Linked DNA regions of Mus musculus: region 1 is linked to region 2. A link is a loop called in an ENCODE intact Hi-C map of the cell type or tissue named here. Cell type or tissue: heart. All regions are shown on one strand. Each heading gives the region's core, and the rest is flanking DNA. Links, peaks and the distances in the headings are about the cores only. Region 1 holds the start of Araf (Araf proto-oncogene, serine/threonine kinase). Region 2 overlaps Elk1 (ELK1, member of ETS oncogene family).

What was found. Peaks named below come from ENCODE experiments on the same cell type or tissue, not always from the same donor. Only the 100,000 strongest peaks of a DNase experiment are listed, where the experiment ranks them.
Region 1: it touches region 2 in a loop (2.7-fold over the local background); 14 of 42 quality-filtered maps call a loop at or near these places.

What each region holds. Positions count from the first base shown.
Region 1 is chrX:20,847,056-20,849,973 of GRCm38, forward strand. Araf (Araf proto-oncogene, serine/threonine kinase) reads left to right here and starts at 1,488. Exons shown (of 16, transcript NM_009703.2): 1 at 1,488-1,564; 2 at 2,872-2,918. In heart, for the core only: no CTCF peak of the experiment used is centred there; a DNase peak (open chromatin) is centred at 1,456; H3K4me3 peaks cover 1,782 bases; H3K27ac peaks cover 1,350 bases.
Region 2 is chrX:20,944,720-20,947,637 of GRCm38, forward strand. The region is part of intron 1 of Elk1 (ELK1, member of ETS oncogene family); the gene reads right to left. Among named protein-coding and RNA genes, the nearest start is that of Elk1, 4.4 kb to the right of the region's middle. In heart, for the core only: a CTCF peak has its summit at 1,536 (motif pointing left); no DNase peak of the experiment used is centred there.

The DNA of each region.
Region 1 (2,918 bases), core at 314-2,813, 98 kb before region 2:
TTAATTCTGGTTCAGTGATGTCATATTGGTAGTTTGAAACATCCACTGTAGGAATCTTTATACCACAACTGACAAATGTTACAAATTACAATTGTTTTCTTTTTGAAAAGCTGGTTGTTAACATTTACCAGCATACCATGTGGGTATATGTTTTCATTTCTCTAGAGTAAACACTTAGAAATGATGTTGTTGGATTCATGATTGATTGATTTTCAAATTATTTCTTGTCCTGTTTTTGCAAAGAACTTAAAGAAAGAAATCTTATCTTTTTATAGAACCAACAGACTCAGCCCATTACATACAGGTTCTCAAAATAACTACTAGCTCGTTTTGAAGTAAGAAAACGTGACGGTACCATTTGGGACACAGAGTTTCTCTTAAATTCATCTAGTAGTCAGGGTGGCCATCTGTTACTTAACTATATCCAAAGGAAAACCAAGACTCATATCTTAGAAGAAAGAAGGAACAACTTTGAGCTGGACACATAGAGGAAGTTTGCATCAGACAGGGAGATAGGGGTGTTGTTACATTTGAAAGAGATGGTTTCAAGGCCTTTAGGAAAATTTTCTGTGGTTGTAAAACTGGCAAGAGACTGCCATACTCTTTGGGGAGGGGCAGGGTGCTGAGAATTTAACTCAGGGCTTTGTGGTTCATTCTCTTGTTGAGCTACAACCCTAGAACTAAGCTTTTAAGGAAGATTTATCTATCTATCTATCTATCTATCTATCTCCAATAGACAGAGAAAATAAAAGTTTTCTGAAGGAAATGCTCCAAAAAAAGAATGTAGGTACATACACATGTGTGTGTCTGTGCCTTTTCTTATTCTGATGCCTGGGTAAATTCAGTTTAAGAATTATATTCATCCTAAAATATGTCCACAAATGGCTGCCACAGGATTGCATTCCAGAACAACACTCCCTTCTTCACCTAGCCAGCTGTGGTCTGTCTTTCAAATTCCTCAACCCCTTTCCTCCCTCCCTAGAGCCAGACCTCCAGCACGGATCCGCTAATTAGCAAAAGTTATGACTACAGTTTCTTAGAGCTGGTAAATACTGAACATCATTTAGTCTGAGTCCACCCTGTTTTAAAGACCATCAAATTAAGATATATGAATAGTCCTTTAAAATGTGCTTTACACTACTGGCCAAATTGCATTTAAGGGTTTCTCTTGCTCAGATCAGTCTTAAATGGCCAGAAAATACAAAACTGAAATGGAGTCGTGCCTCTGACACGCACACCAAAAAAAGACAAGCTTCTTTATTCTATAGCACGGTTAGGGTTAAAGTCCTTAAAACGCAGTAGTCGCCCTGACTGCGCCTGCGCGCCAATCAGGACAGGCGAATTTGCCCTAGAGACAGCCATTTGAGCCCACCCCTCCTAATCCGGAACACGACCCACATTCCGCTGGCCCTGTCTTGATGGGCATGATCATCCTCCAATAAGAATGGAGAGACGAGTCACAGCGAGCCAATAGCAAAAAGCCTAGGGACGGTGGCGGTGGACTGAGAGGAAACAAGAAGACAAGCCCAAGATGGAGGCGGTGGTGGTGGTAGCGGTGTGACAGGTGAGGGCAGGCCCGGTAGGGTTCGGGTTTTGGAGCGGCTGCGGGACCCGGGTATGAAGTCCAGACCGAAAGCTCAGCTCCAAGATGCTTCCGTCTGAATCTCAGCGTTCTCCCGCCCGGAACCAAAGGAGTGGTTTGACCAGGGCGAGACCGTCGTCATCGACCGTGGGAGTGGATGGAGGAGTCGGCCTGCAGGCTGCAGTGGTGGTTTCGCTTGCTGCGCGTGGCAGTGCACCTGCACAGAGCTTGAAGCCCTTGGGGAGGGCGGGACGGAGCCAAATTGGGTCTGGGGTCTGGGGCTTGGGTGCGAAATTCCAAGGTGAATTCTTAAACCCCTTAAAATGTCTAATGACGTTTCCTCACGACGTCCAGGAGATGCAGCTCTCTCCCATGGTTCCTTATTGCCCTTCATATTCTACGCCACCTAGGAAGATGTCTGACGATTACCTCATTATCCCTAGTTCACCCTAATCCCTTTCCATGATTTCACAGTGCGTTTACACCAGTAATCTGTTTGTGACCCCCAGTAGTTATCAGGTACAGTTTTTGGAAACCCTTCCCCCAACCTCACCTCCATCTTCTTCATCTGGATACCATTGTCTTCCTTTGCCTTTCCTCTTGATAGTGTTTTCTGATGAGCCATCATTGCCACTGCATTTGATTTAGTGTGTAATGTGGTCTGTTATCCAGCTGTTTTTCACAGTCTGTAGTGACTCTTATTACATCTCTCTTTAGTCTAGGGTATGGCGAACCTCTGTGGACTCTAGAGGGTCTGGTGACCTCTATTAGCTACCTGACAGTACCTTTGATTCTACCATTAGCCTTATAGCTTATGCTCTGGAATACCCACAGTGCCTTTTAAGGTCATTGGTACTGTCTTCATTTCCTTCAATCTAAAAACAAGGTCTGATGATCCTCCATTTTCCTGTCCCCTGTCTGTGTCTGATTACCCATTCTCTGAAGCTAAGACAGCCTGTTTATTTCCATTGTGTGCCTGAGACCTGTGATTTTTCAGTGCAGTACATAATGGCTTCCCCATTAATCTCTAGAGAGTCATGTGTTCTGCACTGTCCAGAACCGTGTGCACTGTCTCCTCACTGCAGTGAGTCTCAGATCTTGGTACTCAACTATGACATAAGCAATAGGAGATTCTCAGCAGAGAAGGGTTAGTATCATTGGGCTGGTTCATAAAAAGTGGGATTTAGGGAACAGTGGGAACTTGGAGATGGAATTTTATATGTCCTCTGCCACTCTGCTTTCAGGCTGTCATTACTAGACCTCTGAATTTCTCCTCTGTCCTCTGCTAGGAGGCCTATGGCAGCTGCCCAGTCCTACCTCAGCCCATCTTGAAAAC
Region 2 (2,918 bases), core at 205-2,704:
TGTTCATACATTTTGGTGCAGCGATCTAAAAGCAGCTGGTGACAGAGCTGGTTGAAGGTGTTATGTAACATGTCATATGTGCACCATGCTACCTTTCTAAACTGAAAAATTCACAATTCTGAAATATAACTGGTCTATGGGGTTTTAGATAAAGGCATGGGCTGTTATTTTTATAGGCACTGACTCACTTATCTCTCATCCCAACTCAGAAAAATAGGCATTTTTTTCCTTTTGGAAAGGAGATATTCTTATTACAATATCACTAATTTTACACAAGGGAAAAGATGTCCAAGTGACTTCACTGTTGTGACAGTTCCTGCATTTGACCCAAGTATCACCCTTCAGGGGTCTAAGTGGTTTTGTTATTTATTTATTTTTAGAGACAGGGTCTAGATAGCCCAGGAAAGCCTCAAACTTGCCATCCAGCTGAGGATGACCTTGAACTCCTGTTTTACCTGCTTCCACTTCCCTAGTACTGAGATACTTGGCATGGGTCACCATGACCAGTTTCAGGAGTCTGAGCATTTAACCACCTGCATCAGATCCTTTGTGTATATATTATGGCTTCCAATTTAGTGTTTTATGGGATTCCCTAGTGTTCAAATGAATGGGTCTGTTTCTTGGGCCTTCTCTTGGGCTCTTTTTCTTTTCTTTTATTATATTTTATTATTATCTCTTAGAAGCCTGTTCTGTTCCTTTCCTTTCTTTCCTTCCTGTTTTTATTTTGAGACAGGGTCTGTATAGTACTGGATGTCCTGAAACTAGCAAGATGGCCTTGGCCTCAGCGATCCACCTGCCTCTGCCTCCTGAGATTTGGGATTAAAGGCACTTGCTACCACTGCCTGGCTTTTTGTTGTTGTTTTTTTGAGACAGGGCCTCTTGGCTGCCCTGGATTAAAGGCCTGTACCACACCATGACTACCCTGCTGCCTGTTTGTTTTCTAATGGGAGGGGAGGTGGGAAAGAACTGGGAGGAATACAGATGGGGGCAAACTGTAAGATATCTATAGGTAGATATCTATACCTATAGATATCTTACAGTTTATGGGGATAGAGAGAAATCTATGTTCAATAAAAAAAGCAAAACAAATTATCACCTCATTAGAAGGATGTTCACTGTTCACCTGTTATCCTACCATTACCCTTTCCTATAACCAAACTGGAACTAACACTGAACCTGCTTAAGTCCCTGCAAGGATGGGACTTAATCAACCAGCTGTCCACCTGGCTCGGATTGTTGGATTAAGGATTAAGAATAAACCTTTTAAGGTTTTGAAGAACCTATGATTTAGATTTATAGCTTTATTCTTTAATCTGCATGAAATTATAGTATGATCCTCATATGTCTGAGCCAGTTCAAGGTTCTTTTAGCAGAAACAGTGTTAGGCAGCTGTCCAAATTAGAGTGCCGAGGGACAGTGGATCAGAGTCCCGCCCCCGCCCCCCCCAGCTCTAAGGGACTAAATATTCCCAACACCAGATTCTTTCAGAGGCCTATAGAGTGCAGTGTGACCCCTAGTGGCAAAAACAGGCAATTTCACCGCCTCCTCTGAGCTATGCCAGAACCCAGCAGCTGAGTGAAATCTGATCAACTACTAGCTTATCAAAGAGACAGGCTGAATTTGATTGCTGCTTTTTTTTTTTCCCACACAGGCCTTACCAGGAATCCTAGTTACCTGCCCTTCCCAGAAGGCTTTCTTTCCACTCCTCACCTCATTCTCTGGGTGCCTTAAAACAGCTTAGGACACAACAGACAGGAGCCCTTGCATATTATAATCCACACATTCATAGGGCAGTAAGAAATGTCTCAAAAAAAAGGAAGAAAACAAAATAATAATACCCTCCAAAAGGTGGACTGTATTATGCTTCCCATTTTGCAGACAAGTGAGTGAAGTGTGGAGAAAGATGTTAAGTAACCTGCCTAAGGTCTCACCCTTGGAGGAGCTGCTGGATGCTGGCAGTCAAACTGAGCACCCCTAGCCAATCAAGGCCAGTTCTCAAAGAAAACATAAACAGGCAAGATCCCAGAGTGACAAGTAGGACACTTCCCTGAAGAAGCGATGTTTGGTGGAGGGGAGGTAGCAAGTCATATTGATGTCCATGGGAAGGATAATTCTGATAAAGAGAAAAGCATATATAAAAGCTCTAAAGTGTCTACCTGAGGCCATAATGTTTCTTGCCAGGTAGAGTTTTTCCTCTGCACGATCCAATGCATGGAGTAACTTGTTTGTTCTTGCAAAGTTGTTCTGTGCTGATCTTCACAGCCTCATACTCTGCCCTGTTCTGCCTGTGTGACTTTGAGCAAGTTGTTCAACCTCTCTATGCCTTGTTCTATATCTGTAAAATAGGGTATCTTACTCTCAAATCAAAAAATACTTTTTAAAAATGAGGACTCAATGTGTCTCTATATATGTAAAGTACTTAGAAAACTGTCTGTAGCACATGCTAGAAATGCAATAAACATTAGCCCTTAGGTTGTATGGCATCCTTCTCCCTCCCCCTTAACTTTCTGTACGACTTCACCATCTGGCTTCCATAATTTCTATGACCTTGACTTCTATCCCTCCCTCTCAACTTGTTTCCAGTCACACTGGCTTTTGAACATGGTAGCCATAATCTGGGCTTCAGGGTCTTTGCATTGAGTGTTCTTTCTGGTACATTCTTCCTTTACACAATATGGCTTACTCCTTTGTTTCTTTCAGGCCTTAACTTATGAGTCACATTTCCAAGTGTAGCATGCCTTGTCTCTAAGAGTTCAAATACCTTGATACTCTAGTCCTATTTGCCCCACTTCATGTCTGTTCCTTAGCCTTTGTATAATGTGGTATTTCATTTTACCTATCTATACAGTCTGTCTCCCTCACTTTTAGTAATGCCTGCCTGCTTTCTATGTACAGGGATTTCTGCCTGTTTTGCTTCT